Regions from separate parts of the Mus musculus genome. Here region 2 is linked to region 1. The links are chromatin loops, found by intact Hi-C in ENCODE. Cell type or tissue: left cerebral cortex. All regions are shown on one strand. Each heading gives the region's core, and the rest is flanking DNA. Links, peaks and the distances in the headings are about the cores only. Region 1 has its middle 11 kb from the start of E330034G19Rik. Region 2 overlaps Polr3a (polymerase (RNA) III (DNA directed) polypeptide A).

The links. A loop is a pair of places that touch in the nucleus more often than their neighbours do. Peaks named below come from ENCODE experiments on the same cell type or tissue, not always from the same donor. Only the 100,000 strongest peaks of a DNase experiment are listed, where the experiment ranks them.
Region 2: a loop joins it to region 1, with 2.7 times the contacts of the local background. A loop is called at or near these places in 4 of 42 quality-filtered maps.

What each region holds. Positions count from the first base shown.
Region 1 is chr14:24,273,686-24,289,948 of GRCm38, reverse strand. It overlaps the pseudogene Gm19034. Among named protein-coding and RNA genes, the nearest start is that of E330034G19Rik, 11 kb to the left of the region's middle. In left cerebral cortex, for the core only: a CTCF peak has its summit at 7,432; no DNase peak of the experiment used is centred there.
Region 2 is chr14:24,453,684-24,456,183 of GRCm38, reverse strand. It overlaps Polr3a (polymerase (RNA) III (DNA directed) polypeptide A), which reads left to right. Exons shown (of 31, transcript NM_001081247.2): 24 at 150-320; 25 at 1,236-1,329; 26 at 1,522-1,614. Among named protein-coding and RNA genes, the nearest start is that of Gm47814, 8.6 kb to the right of the region's middle. In left cerebral cortex, for the core only: no CTCF peak of the experiment used is centred there; no DNase peak of the experiment used is centred there.

The DNA.
Region 1 (16,263 bases), core at 6,264-8,763:
GACCAAGCTGTCCTGAAACTCCCAGTGTCTCTGCCTCCAGAGTGCCTGGATTAAAGGCCTGTACCACAACATACAGTGAGAGCTAATGTTTGGCTAGAGTGTTCTAGGTCTTAGAACATCAGCAATTGCCAAGTGGGATGGGGGACACAGGATGTCATAGAGCTGTAATGGTATCAGAGATATATGATGTCCATGTCCTGGTATCTAACAGATTTGCTCTGGTTATACTCTGAATCTAAGACTCCTCACCCTAGTTTCTGCTCATTTCATCCTTGACTTCACATTGTTGCTTTTAAGACAGGCTCTCACTGGGTAGCCTCGACTGGCCTGAACTCAATGTGCAGAATAGGCTGGCATGGAACTCACAGGTATCTGCTTGCCTCTGCTTCCTGTTTCCTGGGATTAAATGCATGAATCATTCAGACTGGCTGTTCATCCACTCATCTATCTATCTATCTATCTATCTATCTATCTATCTATCTATCTATCCATCTATCCATATTTACCCTGTGTCTCCCAATTTTCAGTGGTAATTGGATATTAAATAATGTTCAGTACCTCTCCAGGAGGCATGACCATAGACCACCCTCTGCCACAATATCCGAACACCTCAACCAACAGAAACTTCAAGCAGTTATTTGTGGTAACAGGAGAGGCAGATGGTTACCAGTGTAGTCTCATAGCCAATGGGTCAGTGCAGCTACCAAGGACATGAAGCCTTTCATTTATACCCAAATGCTGTCCCAAGGTGGGTACTTCTTTTATAAGACCAAGAAGCTAATACTAGAAACAATTTAGGTACTTGTAGCCAAGAAAATGTGCCAAACATGCACAAGACCCACACAAGACGGGTGTGTCAACATCATTTTGCGTGAGGGAGGGCTTCATGAAGCTTCATGTGAGGATTTATATGCAGGTAGTGGTTGTACGGCACCAAGAAGGACATATTCTTCAATGGTGTAAACAGTGGCAATGTCCCCATGTCCCTGTAACAAACCCTTGCCTCACCCCTGCCCTTGCGTGCAGTCCAATTGAGACTCATTGGGTCTTTAAACAGATAACATGAGAATAGGATGAGTTGGGAAGAGGAACGGGGTGAGCAGGAGGGAGTCAGTAAGACACGGTAAATGGACGTGACTCCAAGAAAACCACATCAGCCACGTGCACAGAATGGCCACAGTGAAATCCCATGGGATGGATACACAAGTAACATAGGCTAAGTCAAGCATTTTTTTAAAAAGGCAATGGCTCTTAAGGAACAGCGGCAGAGGTTGACCTCTGAGTTCCACATATGGAAGCACACCAGCATGAGTATGCAACCCACATGTACGTACAGCACACTAACAGATATCAAACCTGTGTGGCAGGCACAGTGAAACAGCATATTCGTTAAAGTAAATCAGAGCAGAGGAAGACACACTTGAGGCAACCTCCCCTTTAGGGGCGCCATTGTCACACATGGTATAGTTTTTTTTGTTTTTTGATTTTTTTTTTTTTTTTTTGGTTTGTTTGTTTGGGGCAGGGGGTAGTTCCAGAGACTAGCAGATATTTACTCTGAATGTGGTCACAACCTCCAAGTTCTACCTCTAGCTCCTAAAAGTTCTTTATAGCAGCATTAGCTTATCAAGAAAAGGTCATGGAAAACCTCACGCATTATAGTATGGGGAGGAATCAAACATTCTCTGCACCTTCTGCTACACCTGAGGAGCATGGTATTTGTTAATCTCCCTCTCCCTCTCCCTCTCCCTCTCCCTCTCCTCCCCCTCCCTCTCCTCCTCTCCCCCCTGTGTGTCTGTGTGTGTGTGTGTGTGTGCGCGCGCGCGCGTGTGCTCGAGCGAGTGTGTGTTTTGATAGGGATCATACTCAGAGTCCAGGCATGCTAGGCAGGCACTCTACCACTGACCTATGTCCCCAGTGCTACTCTCTGAAAACTGCAAAAAAACTCAGCACAATAGTGGTTAGGGAAAAACCCCCAAGTCACCATGGGCATCCTGGTTTTGGTAATGGCCAATTTTGCTGTAGAATAGGACTCAGGACATGGGAAAAGCCCTGTTGAAGCATTTCTATTACAAAACTTGTCTGTGTTAAAAATTCTCACACTGGAAATTTGCCAGAACACCTGGCTCCATCCATACACGGAGGATTTTTGGTGGTAACAGTTCACTTGTGTCCAGGTCAGGCCTCATACCAGTGTGTTTTATCTGATATACAAGCTCTCTGGTTCTGTTTGCCAGACATCGGATTAAAAGATCCCTGACAACGTGGGACTTGCCTTATCTCATACCTTATAGGTCACCAGGTCAGAGTAGAATCACCTATCCCCTGAGGATGTGCAGGCTGACCACTGTGTGCTGGATCTCATTGATGATATTTGTTTGGGCAACCGCAAGGCCAGAGTGCCCAGAGTTTTCTCCATAAATGAGAGCTAGGAATGAACAGAACCATGCCATTCTGGGAGCTAGGCTCCACCCTCATATCCCCTTCCCCACCCCAGGCTGCAGAGGCACTCTGCAGTGGAGACTGCAGGCTATAGCCACAGAAGACACTTGCCACATCCTCAACACTGCAGAGAGGAGAGGATGTCTGATAACGTTTTCCTGTTACCAAAGGAATTCATTCCCTCCCCCAGGAGGGTTTTTCTCAATTCTGACTCTTCTAGTTGCCATCTTTTCACTGAAGTGGTTATTTGGAAACCCTCAAATAAATCACCCATTGTAGCGCATGCTAGAAGCATTTGGCTCTAGGTCTTGTGTTGGGGGCAAGGATAGTTTTGCTTGTTTTGTTTTCCTATTTATTTATCTATTGACTTTATATCTCAATTGCTTCTTCCTTCTTCCCTTCCACCATCACACAAGCCCTTCCCCTACCCCTCCCTTTCTTCTCTGAGACAGTGGAACCCCACCATGCATATTCCCCTTTTGTGGATTGGTTCTAATGCTGTTTGTGTTCATTTGGCTCCTAAAATTATGTGGGAACCAACATCTGCCTGTAAGACTCTGGGGGTTCCTGCCCCCAGTTGGCTTTGAGTGGCTGGAGCAGGCAGGAGTGAGAAACATTTCTCGAGTTGTACGTCTGAGAACAGTGGCCCTGCACAGGCTCTGGCACAAACAGAAACCTGAAGTTCCTTAGGACTAGCTATGGAACGCCACACGCTGACTCTTTATGGAAGTCTGAGATCGAGCACTCTGTGAAGAATCTGATCATCCCTGCAGCAGAGGCTTCTGTCTAGGTTCCTCCTGGAAACTCCCTAACCGATTGGATCCAGAGAACCCTTTTCACAGAAACGGAAAAACAATTTTAAGGGAGTGGAATGTGATCTCTTTAGGGGATGTTCCTAAATAAAAATGTAATTTCAGCCAAGTGTGATGGTGCACATCTGAAGATCCTATCACTTGGGAGGCAGACACAGGCAGATCTCTGTGAGTTCAAGGACAGCTTGCTCAGAACAAAGTAGAGAGCACAAAAGGGAGAAAAAAATGGCTCAGACACATGGAAAGACAAACATATGGCTTCCTGAATATGTCTACCACCACCTGTGTTCATTACAGAACGCTCAAGATGCAGCAACCCCTTCTCCCACCCGAGAGCCTCAGAAACAAGGCAGAGGAATGTGGCTGGTAAGCTGGCTCATGCCATTCCCAGCCATCCCTACTACTGTTATCAAAAGGGATTCCTTACCTCCCCCAGGAGGGTTTTCTCAATCCTGCCCTTCACCAGGCATGCATAATCCGCGTCATCATCCTTGTCTAGCTGTGCTGTGATAATTGGAGTGCTGCAAGGAGGAGCAAGGGTCAGCTCACCAGGACTGCCTGTGTAGTGTGCTGCTGTATTAAGTCTGAGTGCTACTCACAGCCATGAGGACTTTACTAGAACTCACTTCAGGGAGACCCACAACAAAGGACATCACAGACCTCTCACTGAGACTGCCTAACTTCAGAAGACCCTGGGTGCCCACTTTAGGAAGAAGCCTTTACCTTTTGCTCCAGAGGGAACCAAGTCTTCATGCATTTCACCTCCCTATGCCCCTCTCCAGCAATACCTTGGCTCCTCTGACAACTATCATCATCTGTTCTCGTGGTAGATAGCATCCCATCAACACAGGCCCTTGAAACAGATCTGAGCAGCCTGCAAGAGGCAAGTAGACCTCCAACCCCCTTCATATCCACCACTGCTGGTCTACAGCCAGGAGCAGCTATTTTTCATTTGATGGTTTTTCTTCTCCAAGACTTAGAGAATAGACAAAATAATTCTTACCCCTAAAAATCTCTAGTTCATCTGGTCTCAGGTCTTTTGAAAACTCACCTGAATCACTAAGGACTCACAGAGAATGACTAAAAAACAAAGCAGGAGAAAAATCAATCAGGGTCATTCTAGCATGGAATAATGGCACCAAAGAAATGAAATGTCTGCTAACCTAGTCCACAATACTGCTAACTAGTTTAATATTTTCTCTTTCTTATAGTCATTTTAAAGAGAAACAAGATGAAAGATTTGTTTTGACCCCAGTTTTGACTTGAGAAACTTTCTTTTGAAAAAAAAAAAATCCAAACACTGATCAACACAGCAGACCTGCCCTCTGGACACCAGACACTTCCCAGTTGACAAATCACAGGCGTTCATGAGCACAAGGACCACTGTTTCCAGGAAACAGGCCAGGGCACAGCTACCTGATGGCCTTGGAAGCGTTGATGATTTCTTTGATCCGAGGCACACCCAGGGTGATGTTCATGGAGGCTACTTCTGCAAAGTGGAATGTCTTCAGCGTCATCTGGGTGCCGGGCTCACCAATGCTCTGTGCACAAAGTGCACCTACCGCAGAGCCTGGCTCCAGCTGTGCTCTAGAAGAAAAGGCACAAAAGCAAATATGACACAACAAAGAAAAGGCCATCAACAGTGCTGGGACAGGCTTCTAGTTACTGCCTCCTAAAGGAAAACATGTAGATTCTGTCGGGTTTAGGATGGAAACAACATGGGCCAGGCAGTGTTTGTGCCAGAGGAAGGGGCTGGCACAGGCTAGGAACAAGTGTCATCAGGGGAGTAAGAGGGGCAGAGGGGCAGACAATATGACTAAATTCTGTGTGATAAGCTTGTGATATATACAGGGCTGGTGTCCACTGTGTGGAGTAGTTGGAAGTGGTCTGTTCTTACTGTGTAATGAAGTGGGTCAGAAGGATGAAATCTGCCATACTAAATGTAGAGTTTTCTTATGGGTACAAGACATTCAGGAAATTCTTTTGCAAGTCCTTTCACATTTAAGAGCATCCAGCCTAGGGTCCCACTTGAGAACATAGGTACAAGGCACAAAACTGCCCATAGCCTGGCACTGGTGCTGGAGCAGTGTGCTTAGTTTTTATTTTTAGCCTGACTTGACTTAAAGTCATCTGGGAAGAATACATCTCAGTGAGGAGTTACCTAGATCAGGTTGACACTAGCATGTCTCTTGCTTGCTTCCTGTATAAGCAGACTCCAGGCTTGGAGCCTATATATACTTGCTCTAAAGACTTGAACCTTAGCCTGGAGGTGGTGGCACACATCTTTTTTTTTATTAAAGATTTATTTATTATTATATCTAAGTACACTGTAGCTGTCTTCAGATGCACCGGAAAAGGGCGTCAGATCTCATTACGGATGTGGTTGCTGGGATTTGAACTCAGGACCTTTGGAAGAGCAATCGGTGCTCTTAACCACTGAGCCATCTCTCCAGCCCGGCACACATCTTTTAATCTGTCTCAAAATACCAAAAATAAGCACAAAGACAGAGAGAGGGAGGGAGGGAGGGAGGGAGGGAGGGAGAGAGAGAAAGAGAGAGAGAGAAAGAGAGAGAGAGAGAGAGAGAGAGAGAGACTCACCCCTTCTAGAAGTTAATGGTGGAAGCCTCCTCAGTCTGGTACCCAAGACCCTGCATTTCCAGCCCCATTGTCATCCTTTCTTCTTCGCACTAGGGTGAAGAAGGCAGGTGACAATCTCACCGGTGATCTACTGATTGTATATATGTTTCTTTCTGTCTAAGCAGTTTCTCAAAGAAATTCAATCTCCTGCCTTTTGACTCCTCTTGCAGAGGACTAGCTGAGCTGACTTGGCCTTCAGTAACCTGCTGAGCTGTGACAGGCATTGTCCTTCCAGAGACAGTGCCCCCATGAAGTAATCCCTTCTCTGGATGTTCTATTAAATCCTGCAGAGCTCTTTGCATCTTGTATGATATCACTATGGTTGTAGCAACACCAGCTATCCTTAGGGCATCCGTTCAGTGCCTACAGGGTTCATCCATAGATATGTTGGCAAAACCGAGGAGTCTACTTAAGGGAGAATGGGTAGCAGAGAGAGATCAGAGAGAGGCAGAAGAAAGCTGGACTTTCTCAGTACAAAACAGAAAGAAAAAAAAAGACATGGTGCTGAGGAAGGCACAGTGAGTCCGGGACAGAAGCTGTGGCTCTTCCTGGATGAGCTGGGCTTGGGCTGAGTCTTCCAGTAATGGGGCACAGGAAGTAGAGCCTCTGGAAAGCAAATGAAGTTCCCTGCTTATCATAACTACTCAAAGTGAAGTATTCCAGAACATTAGTCTGTCTATCCCCAAAGCCGGGAGCTCACATGGCTGAAACTGTTGTGCTGGGAGATTCTTGCTTTAACTCTACATGGAACTTGGGCTTGTAACTTGGCTACAAACAGAGACCATCAGGAGGCTGGAAGGGGAACTAATGTGTCCCCATCTCAGGACAGGGCATTAGTGCACTTCACTGCCCATGGTTTCCTTTAGGTACTTTGGCTGTCTGACACTAGTAACAGGGAGAGAAAAGTTCTCCTGGTCAAGACCTTATGGTCTCGGGCTCTACAGAAGAATTCCTCTGATCACCTCTCACTGGCAGTGGCCCCCTTAGCTTTCTGAATCCGCAGTTGGGGTGCCAGGGACTTCTTTAGTGCAAACAACTGTCAGAAGCATTGGACCAAGAATGGATTTTTATTGCCAGCTCGGGGTGTTCTGGATTTTCAGTGGTCACTCTGGTGAGCACGTTCAACCCCTGCATGACTTTTTAATCCAGTCATGGGCCTAGAGAACAAGGCAGGAGATCTGGGCATCTCCTCAGTACCTGAATGCTTATGGACTGTGCCATTTTTCTCCTGGCTTCTAAAACCACAGACTTGAGGCCTCTGAAGCCAAACGGCCCCTTGTGCAGTTGTTAATAAGCACAGAGAGGCCGTCTGTGTGGTCATCATGAGCATATGTAGGGAGGCAGAGGAAACACCTGGATGCTTTGATATCCTCCCCCCACTACAGAATATTGGGAGAGCTGAGAGCCACACAGGAGGCATCACAAGCCTGAGCCGAAATCTTTGGGGTGTCACTGGGTTGCAGGCATGCTCTCTTTCTGTTTGGGCTTCAGGGTGATCTGTCCATCCTCTATGCCTTGTCACTATGCAAGTTCACTTGTGGTCATTCACCGACAGGGGCTGCTGGTGAGCCACCATCCTCCCCAACCCTCCTCACCGAAAACCAGGTAAATAAGGAAATGGGGAGGCTGGTCCTTCAGCTGCAGCTAATGACCAGCAAGAGAAATGAGCTACAAGATCACCTGGTCCTCATCACTGAAGACAATAAGTATTTGTTGTTTCAAATGGGTTCTAGGTGGCTACACCTCCAGGGTGTCCCTGTGCCCTACCTCATGGCCCTAAATGCTTCTTGAAGGAGAGGCAGAACCTTTAGCTTGGGCAGTAGTGACATGGGGGCAGGTGCTCTTCCAATCCTCCACCAACTGGACCCTGTGATCTGAGTGACAGTACTTGGGGATTGAAGCAGGGGAGAGTTCCCAGCGTGCATTTGTAAAGGCCTTGACAGGTGGTGGATTGTGTGAGATTCTAGCTGTTGTGAGTTTGTGGTGAGTCTTCTAGTTGCCTGGCAGGAGACTGAGAGTTGAAAGGACTCCTGGTAGGACCTGGAAGGGCCTGGCCCTAGGTTTTCTCTATGAGTGCCTGACTACAAGGCCTGGGGTCATCACTCTTCCTACTGATCCTTGTGCCTTCTACTCTGACATGATACTGCTCCATCATTTCTTCGGCATCCCTTGGTGTGTTCTCTCTCTCTCTCTCTCTCTCTCTCTTTCTCTCTCTCCCTTCCCACCTCTCTCCCATGTGAGCAGGTAGTCTGTGGTGGGGCCTGAGGATTTACCCCAGTTTCAAGATGACACCAGTGCTGAGGTCTCGGAGCCCCACGTTAAGCAGCACTGCTTTGGTCTATAAGCTCAATGTCGGCACATTGGAATCCCTTGGGAAGTTTATAAAGATTCCCAATGTTGGGTGTCATCCCAACATTATGTGCAACATCTAACTGTGCAGTAATAGTTCACCTAGATCCAATAGGATCTAGAATCCCTGTTGTGAAAACAGGAGAAATGTCATCACACGTTTTGGTGAGCCAAGAACTGTGGCAATAGGCTCCTGAGAACATAAAGGGCTAGACTGCCCCCTCTGGGCCTGCTGAGTGAGCTCATGCAGTCAGAGCATGCTCCATGTGGACACACGGCCTCTGCTGGCCTGGAGCCAGGTTTTCATAAGCACCAGGATGTCAGGGTGTGGCATCTTCCTGCCTTGGGTAGTCCAGGACACAGCTTTGATCCTTGAGGCCTATGTTCACCGGATCCTTTCCTCCTTGGTTCGGTACCTACCATAAGCCAAATCCTTTCTAAGAGAAACTGAAGTTGGGGCATAAGAAGGTCATATCTGACCTGCGGAACTTGGAGAATGAGAACACTCAGGCCTTGGAGACCTTCAAGGAGCTTGAGAAGGGGACGGGTTTCTCTCAGTAAGGGCCCGTGAGAGGCCCCAGCCATGGTGGAATGGCCATTTCTGACTTTGTTTCTGGACCAAAGAGTTTTAAGTCCCCAGGTCTGGTTCTAGGCTTTCTGCCCCTTAGCCATCAGCCTGCCTTATGGTTCTAGGATGTGTGCCTCTTAGACTCAGTTTAGCTAAGTATGAAAGAGACTGTTAACCCCTCACAATATTATCCTACCAGCCTCATGAACATGTAGATAGAAACATGATTTACTCCATGAGAGTGGTTTCAGGCAGCCCAGAGCCTGTGGGACTCAGGCAGGGTTTTACAGAGCTGATCGTTATGGAACAAGTGGATAGAATGCCCTCCCCTTGGTTCTCCTGTCCCACCTTGAGGACATATGCTTCGTACATGCTGCCATTTCCTATTACCATGGACAGTTAAGGACGGGGGTGGGAGGACTCCTCTTGTTCTTGGAGGTACATAGATTTCTCTTGGGTTTGGTGTTTTCAGTACTGGTTGGATCCTTTCTGGAATTAGCGGTTCTCTTATTTCCATCTTCTGAGTGCAGCTGTCATGGTTGTATTGCGCTCTTTTCCTTGGTCTTCCTGGGAACCTGGAGCCTGCTGGGGTTGATGGGGCCTGGAGGTACAATGACAGGAAGAGACTGATAGGGCCTTTCTGTACAGAGGGTGTTTCCAGCAACCTCCATAGCTGGTTCCTGATGGAGCAGACTCAGATGAAGGAAAAGGGGGATGTGCTGAGGCAGGAGAACAAGAAAGTGCAGGGCAACTGGGCTCTGCTGCAAAGCACTTTAGGGACTTGAAGATGATCTGTAAGGACCAACAGGAGGAGACCAGTGACCACCAGACCCAGTAACACTGGGAAGAGTAGGCAGCTGGGTCAGACTAGTGTCTGGCACCATTTGTCCTTGGTTCTGTCTCTGTGCTCATCCACACACCTGTGCTTTCACCCATCACCTGTCGAATCCCAACTCACAACCAGCTCCCCACCTCACATATGTTTAGTTATCTGTCTATGTACAATTGTTCTGGGAAGTTATCCTCTTACAAGAAACTGCAATCCAGTGAGGGAGACAGATGAATAATGTGTCACACACCTACACGTGCTCATGATATGTGGAGTGCTACGCACAGAGCTTTGAGGGAGTGAGTTCTGGATCCCGTGAGACATTTGCACTGGGCTCTTCTGCAACCTGCTTCCTGCCTGTGATATCACATGACCACTGCCATGCAAATTCCCCCTTCTAAGAAGGACCAAAGTATTCACACTTGGGTCTTCCTTCTTCTTGAGCTTCATGTGGTCTATGAATTATGTCTTGGATATTCTGAGCTTCTGGGCTAATATCTACTTATCAGTGAGTGCATATCATGTGTGTTCTTTTGTGATTGGGTTACATCACTCAAGATGATATCCTCCAAATCCATCTATTTGTCTAAGAATTTCATGAATTCACTGTTTTTAATTGCTGCATAGTACTTCATTGTGTAAACGTACCACATTTCTGTATCTATTCCTCTGTTGAGGGACATTTGGATCCTTTCCAGCTTCTGGCTATTATAAATAAGGCTGCTATGAACATAGTGGAGCATGTGTCCTTATTAGAAGTTGGAGCATCTTCTGGGTATATGCCCAGGATTTTTCTTTTCTTTTTTTAATTAATTTATTTTTTGATTGGATATTTTCTTTATTTACATTTCAAATATTTTCTCTTTTCCAGTTCTCTCCTTCAGAAACCCCCTTTCCCATCCCCCCTCCCACTGCCTTTATGAGAGTGCTCCCCCACCTACCCACCCACCCACTCCTGGCCTCCCGCACTGGCATTCCCCTCAAACATTCTCAGTCCAAGGGCCTCTCCTCCCACTGATGTCCAACAAAGCCATCCTCTGCCACATATGTGGCCAGCATCATGGGTTACTCCATGTGTATTCTTTGGTTGATGGTCCAGTTCCTGGGAGCTCCAAGGGATCTGTCCTGTTAACATTGTTGCTCCCTCCATGGGGCTGCACACCCCCTCAGCTCATTCAGTCCCTTCTCTAACTCCTCTATCAGGGACCCCTGAGCTCAGTCCAATGGTTGGCTGAGAGCTTCTGCCTGTGTCTTTGTCAGGCTCTGGCAGAGCCTCTCAGTAAACAGCCATATCAGGCTTCCATCAGCAAGCACTTCCCAGCATCCACAATAAAGTCTGAGTTTGGTAGCTGTATATGGGATGGATTCCTAGGTGGGGCAGTCTCTGGATGGCCTTTCCTTCAGTCTCTGCTCCATACTTTGTCTCTGTATCTCCTCCCAAGGGTCTTTTGTTCCCCCTTCTAAGCAGGACCGGTCTTCCTTCTTGTTGAGCTTCATGTGGTCTGTAAATTGAATCTTGGGTATTCTGAACTTTTGGGCTAATATCCACTTATCAGTGAGCACATACCATGTGTGTCCTTTTGTGGTTGGGTTACCTCATTCAGGATGATATATTCAAGCTCCATCCGTTTGCCTGTGAATTTCATGAAGTCATTTTTAATAGCTGAGCAGTATTCCATTGTGTAAATGTACCACATTTTCTGTATCCATTCCTCTGTTGAGGGATATCTGGGTTTTCTCCAGCTTCTGGCTATTATAAATAAGGCTGCTATGAATATAGTGGAGCATGTGCTCTTGCTACATGTTGGAGCATCTTCTGGGTATATGCCCAGGAGTGATATGGCTGAGTTCTCAGGTAGAATTGTGTCCAATTTTCTGAGGAACCACCAGACTGATTTCCAGAGTGGTTGTACCAGCTTGCAATCCCACCAGCAATGGAGGAGTGTTCTTCTTTCTCCACATCCTCGTCGGCATCTGCTGTCACCTGAGTTTTTTATCTTGGCTATTCTGAGTGGTGTGAGGTAGAATCTCAGGGTTGTTTTGATTTGCTTTTCCCTGATAACTAAGGATGTTGAACATTTCTTTAGGTGCTTCTCATTCCTTCAAGTTTCCTTAGTTGAGAATTCTCTGTTTAGCTCTATTCCCCACTTTTTATTAAATAGGGTTATTTGTTTCTCTGGAGTCTAACTTCTTGAGTTCTTTGTATATATTGGATATTAGCCCTCTATCTAGGATTGGTAAAGGTCTTTTCCCAGTCTGTTGGTTGCCATTTTCTCCTATTGACAGTGTCCTTGGCCTTACAGAAGCTTTGCAATTTTATGAGGTCCCATTTGTCGATTCTTGATCTTAGAGCATAAGCCATTGTTGTTCTGTTCAGGAACTTTCCCCCTGTGCCCATGTGTTCAAGGCTTTCCCCCACTTTCTCTTCTATTAGAGTCAGTGACTCTGGTTTTATGTGGAGGTCCTTGATCTACTTGGACTTGAGCTTTGTACAGGAAGATAAGAATGGGCCAATTTTAGAGAAAATACCCAAGGAGCTAAAGGGATCTGCAACCCTATAGGTGGAACAACATTATGAACTAACCAGTACCCCGGAGCTCTTGACTCTAGCTGCATATGTATCAAAAGATGGCCTAGTCGGCCATCACTGGAAAGAGAGGCCCATTGGACACGCAAACTGTATATGCCCCAGTACAGGGAAACGCCAGGGCCAAAAAAAATGGGAATGAGTGGGTAGGGAAGTGGGGGGGGAGGGTATGGGGGACTTTTGGGATAGCATTGGAAATGTAATTGAGGAAAATATATAATAAAAAAGAATTTAAAAGAAAAAAAAAGAATGGGCCAATTTGCATTCTTCAACATGTTGACCAACTGCCAGTTGAACCAGCACCATTTGTTGAAAATGCTGTTCAGGTTTCTATTTAGTGCCTGAACCTGTGCAGGGCCATTGTTCTCAAGCACTCAGTTCAAGAAATGCTGCTCCAGCCTTGCAGGCTCTGTCTTGCATGTTGATTGGGTGCAAGGTATTCTCTGAGCAGGAGGACTGAGTTAGCCTCATGTTAAGGTGCCCAGGTTGCAAGGCTGTGTCATGTGTGTGTACAAAATAAAGTGGTCTTTCAGCAAATCATCATAAAGAATATGTAGATTGCTCATGTACTATTGACTATGATATGTCACCTTTATAAAATGATAGCCCAGGATTGTAAGGAAAAGTTTCATTCTTTCCCATAGAACAGAGAATATACAGTGCTCATATCAAATTCTGACATGGGGTTAAGGCTGAGAAAAGTTCTAGGCCCCACCACTCTGTGACTCTTTTTCTTAGGGATACAATCAGTGACTGCAATCAAAAGATCCGTGTTGAGTGACCAGTAGAGTTGAGTGGTGGGAGGTAGCAGCCTGAGAGCTAACATGGCAGGTCCCTAACTGCCTTCCTCTCCCAGGTCTGAGAAACTGCAGTATGAGATGGAACTGGCCACAGCCCAGGAAGAGAGTGTCCTGCAGAAAGACCTGCTGCATCAGGAGCCCCCTGCTGACCCTGGTAACCACAGAATCCCTTGGATGGATTTTCTTCCTCAAATTTGGTTTCCTCATTGTGAATAAGCCCTAACTTTATCTAGCCAGTGAGCCAACTATGCTGTTTCTGGTCCTGACTTTCTTTCCTTTTCTGGCAACACCTCTGGAGAGAACTGAGGAGACCAACAGAAGTCAGAGACCACTTCAAAGAATGACATTCTCTACTCTGGGGTCAAGGCCTTCTCTGGAAAAGACACTCCCTTTGAACTGTGAACTCAACAATGAAATAAATACCAACTGACCTGCAGGTGATGCAGCCCCAATCTGACCTATGAGTCTGTTGGCTTCTTCTTCCAGAAGAAAAGAAAGCATCAAAAAATAAGCTTGAGGTACAAAACAAATGGAGACAAGAATTACTCAGAACACCAGCAAGTGGTCCCAGTGGGGGATACAACAACATGGAGGGAGGATATGTTGGTGAGCAAGAGTTACTCTGTCAGTTTACTGTCTAGGGCTTTGGCCACTGACTGAGTCCTCACCCCCCCCCAATATGTAATGGGAAACCGGACATGAAACACTTTATTGATATCATGCTGTTATCCAGACAGACCACACCCAAAAGCATAGGGTCCTCTCTCCAGTGCGGTGCTGCCGCAGACTCCACAACAAGCAGAAGCATTGCTGAAGATAATATGCTACAGACATAACAGCGGTCTTCTTTCCTCTGTTAATCATTTGTTCTTACACAAGGAGGTCCATTGGGGAATCTCAGTTTCACACCTGGAGTAAAGTGACTGACTGGTCCTGAGAAAGAATTTGCACAGAATATGTCAGGGTCACCTATTGCTCTGTTTGGATAGCAGTTGCTCCCTATGGATTTCTTGGGTCTTGAATAAGGATACAGAGGCATATGCTAGTTGAAAGAACCAAAGCATGGCCTACATTTTATAGAAACTACCTGCTATACTACATAGTCATCTTCTCGGGCCAGATAGACAAGGCTATGTGTATGTATATATATATATATATGTATATATATATATATAACCAGCAGAGGGCAGTATTGTTCAGGAAACATTACTTAGTGTCTCAGTGAGAAGCCCCTGATGGAGAGGGACTACCAGTCTTTTGGCTGTGACACTTCAGATAAGGTCCTGAAGAGTTTATCTGCTCAAGAGTTGTTTTGGGTGTTGTTCAATTACAGCTAAAAGGCATGTGTGAAGAAGGTGCCATTCCAAAATTATCCAGACGTAGACTAGTACCCTATATCCAGCTCACAGAGGTTTATTCACTGCCCCATAGATTATGAGGAGGTCCAGATGAGAATAAATGAAAGGGGCATGGGAAATCTGTTGTGGATCATGTGACCATACAACTAGACAGTAACCGCAAATTTCACCTGCAGGCAGCATGGTCGGAGTTTGCTGCCAATGCTGTGCCTACAGGTGATGAGGTTGAGGCAGGACCCTCAGATGACCTGACTCTATCAGCTCAATTGTCACTTGCTGAATTGGCGGGCAAAAACAGACCATAAGGACCCTTCAAGTTATTAACCATGTAGCTTTGCTTCAAGCAGAGAGAATTGCAATATATACAAGTCTTATTCTCAACCATAAAGGTGCTGAAAATGGAATAATTAGGGGGTGGTAAGTCATGCTAAAGAATCAGATCTGAAGAAGAGGTGACCTGATGTTTCCTCTGCAGGCGTGTGTTCCTAAAACACGGAGAATGAGTTAGTGTGAAGAAATGTGGATGCCCACACACATCTGATCAATGCGTGGTTGCTAACTATGTGGGTGACTGAGCAGGATTTATCCAGGATCTGAGGTGTATCTTTCATGATTAAGTTAAGCCCATTTCAACAAAGAGGACTCAGGATTCATACTCCTCTCTGGATAAAACCCTCGGTTTACAGAGGGATGGTGAAGTTTTAGAGTCCCAGAGATGATCTTGGAAACAGTAACAGTGAATCCCACTGCAGAGAGCATTGCAGAGACTTCTGCTGCCTCAACATGGACCTCATCTGGCTGCAGGCTTTCCAGTCTCGTGGTTGTAGATTAGGACCTGGTGGTTATTTGTACATCACTGTGTAGAGACGGTGAGAGTTTCTATAAGTCTTCAAGCCGAGAACCTAAGAACCTTCACTATCAACAGCTTAAGTCAAAAGCAGAGAGTTATGAACTCACCAAATGTTAAGTGCTTCAGGCTCAGAAGCCAGTGAGAGCTGAGGAAGTCACATTGTGTACAGACCTTCATGACTGTGTGCAGGATGTGATAGAAAAAAATGAACATGGCTGTGTGGTTCAGGGACAAAGCACCAGGGTGACTTGGGGCTAGAAATTGTATCTAACAAAAGTATGGTGCAATCAAGAAGATGAACTTTCTTATGTTTATTCTAAAATTTGAGCACAGAAAATGCCCTGGTCTAGGTATCACTGAGAAGGGCATTTCCCCACAGAGACTGGGGTTCCACTCCTGCCGAGGATGCACCGAGGAGGGCTTCAGAGCATTGTTTCGGCACATCCAGTGCTGCTGGCATCCAGGAGGAGGCTGAGAGTATAAATTAGCGCGGTCCTGATAGGACATCAAGGGCACTTTTGTGGAGATGAGTTCAAAGGCTGTCACATGTTACATCATCTTTAGTCTTGCTGAGAGCATGACATATAAAGGCCAAAAGAGGCATGGCCATATGTAGTGCCTGTGGACCATGCCACATGAGGAACCGGCATGGAACTGTCAAGGCAGACCATGTTCAAATCCTAGACATCTCAAAACTTGAGACCGGCAAGAGTACTGGAAACCAGGTGACCCCCAACAAAGGTGATCAGTCACATACCCAACACCTGGGCCACCTCTCTATGCTAATGAGGCACCTCATACCTTAGCTTTCAGCCAATGAACTTTTCCCACCCTGGATAATCTCACCCCAAGCTTAGTTCCTCACCCTTAGTTTACCTTGAAAATGTGTATATGACCACCCTGTTATTCCTTCAAAGGCCAGAAGGGGGAATCAGATCCCCTGCTATAGATGATTTTAGGTACCAAGTAGGTCCTCTGAAAGAGAAACAAAAGCTCTTAGGCTATAAGCCATCTCTCCAGCTCTTGCACTCCGC
Region 2 (2,500 bases), core at 1-2,500, 170 kb before region 1:
AAACACTGCCTGGCCCATGCTGTTTCCATCCTAAACCCGACAGAATCTACATATTTTCCTTTAAGAGGCAGTAACTAGAAGCCTGTCCCAGCACTGTTGATGGCCTTTTCTTTGTTGTGTCATATTTGCTTTTGTGCCTTTTCTTCTAGAGCACAGATGGAGCCAGGCTCTGCGGTAGGTGCACTCTGTGCACAGAGCATTGGTGAGCCCGGCACCCAGATGACGCTGAAGACATTCCACTTTGCAGGAGTAGCCTCCATGAACATCACCCTGGGTGTGCCTCGGATCAAAGAGATCATCAACGCTTCCAAGGCCATCAGGTAGCTGTGCCCTGGTCTGTTTCCTGGGACCAGTGGTCCTTGTGCTCATGAACACCTGTGATTTGTCAACTGGGAAGTGTCTGGTGTCCAGAGGGCAGGTCTGCTGTGTTGATCAGTGTTTGGATTTTTAGAAAGCCATTCAAGCCAAAACTTGTTTTGTTTTATGGCCACTACCTACATGAAATAGAAAATATTACACAAGCCAGCAGGATTGAGGACTAGGTCAGTAGACATTTCACTCCTTTGCGCCATTACTCCATGCCCGAAGATCTGATTGATTATCCTCTGGCTTGATTTGTAGCCATTCTCTATAAGCCCCTAGTGATTCAGTCACATTTTCAAGAGACCTTTAATTAGAACTAGAGATACATCATAATTTTAGGGGTAAAAATTATTCTGTCTATTCTAAGTCTTGCAGTAGAAATAACATCTTAGGAACAGCTAAAGATAGCAGATCCTGGTTGTAGACCAGCAACTGTGGATATCTACAGTGGTTGGAGGTCTGCTTGCCTTCTGCAGGCTGCTCAGATCTGTCCCAAGGGCCCGTGTTGATGGGATATTGTGCCCTGTGAGAACAGAAGATGACAGTGGAGGTCAGAGGAGCAGGGGTAATTATTGGAGAGGGGTAAAGAGAGGTGAAATGCTCTAGGAGTTGGTTCCCTGGAGAGCAGGAGGTCAAGAACTAAGTGGTAGGAAATTTCTTAAATTTTGCCACAGGTAGAATGGGGACCAGGGGTCTCTGAAACTAGCAAGTCTCAGTGAGAGGTCTGTGACGTCCCTTGTTGTGGGTCTCCCTGAAGTGAGTTCTAGTAAAGTCCTCATGGCTGTGAGCAGCACTCAGACTTAATACAGCAGCACACTACGCAGGCAGTCCTGGTCCCTTCCTTGTGAGCTGATCCTTGCTCCTCCTTGCAGCACTCCAATTATCACAGCACAGCTAGACAAGGATGACGACGCGGATTATGCACGCCTGGTGAAGGGCAGGATTGAGAAAACCCTCCTGGGGGAGGTAAGGAATCCCTTTTGATAACAGGAACATGTTTTCCGACATCCTCTCCTCTGCAGTGGTGAGGATGCAGCAGAGTGGCTGCTGTGGATGTAGCCTGCAGCCGAGGCCATGTGGAGAGTGCGCCTGTGGAAGGCTGAGATGGGGAAGGGGCCATGACAGTGCGGGTAATGAACTGCTCTTTTGCCATGGCAGATCTCAGAGTATATTGAAGAAGTGTTTCTTCCTGATGACTGCTTTATTCTTGTCAAGCTCTCCCTGGAACGGATCCGACTTCTGAGACTGGAGGTGAGTCAGAGTTAATGTCTGAGGATGTGATCCTGTGTGTCCTGAGACAGGTGCTGAGAAGCCAAGGGAGAAGTCGGAAGCCAGAGAAACATAAAGAATTTTGGCTGGTGGTTGTTGTTGGTCACACCATCAGCTGTCACATCCTTCTGAGTTGACCTTGAAATACAGACAAAGCACGCCCATCACAAGAAACTATTGATGTGGGCACAGTCTACCTTTACTGGTTTGTTATGGCGTTAGGATAGCTCATTTCTGTCCACCTTCATGTTCTGTGGAGGGAGCCTGGGCCAGTTCTGTCATAGTCACCTGTGCATCCTCAGCACAGCACTTGGCTGGTTTGTAACGTTCTCAGTTGGTGGGTTAACCTGGCCTCCCTTACGAGTATTTGTGGAGATTACAGTTAACTGATAACAACCTTTGTCGGGGTCAGCTGAGGTCAGCTGCTAGTTAAACCTTTCTTAGCCTTGAAAACATTTTGAAGGCCACTGTCAAGTCCCGTATCCTTGTGGCTGCCACCTGACTGCCAAGCCTGTCTTGTGTAACGTGTGACTCTGGGAACACTGGCTTTATAGGCCTTGATATAGCTTGATGGTAGAATAATTGCCTCTTATGTATAAACAAAGTCCTCGGTTTTATCTAGGGATTGGAAAAATATAAAAATGAAGAATGCATTTGCATCTGGGAGTATAGAACAAAACCAACAAACTTCTCAGCCTTCCTGGCCTCTGATTTCCAGACACTCCAGAACTTTCTCCATGGGTTGTGTTTGTTGCCTTGAGTTGAACATGAATGTTCAATGAGAAAAATGTTCATTTTTTTCAGTAAAAAGAATCTCCGGTTTATGAATAAAACACGGGTATTGAACATAAATACATAATATAGCAAC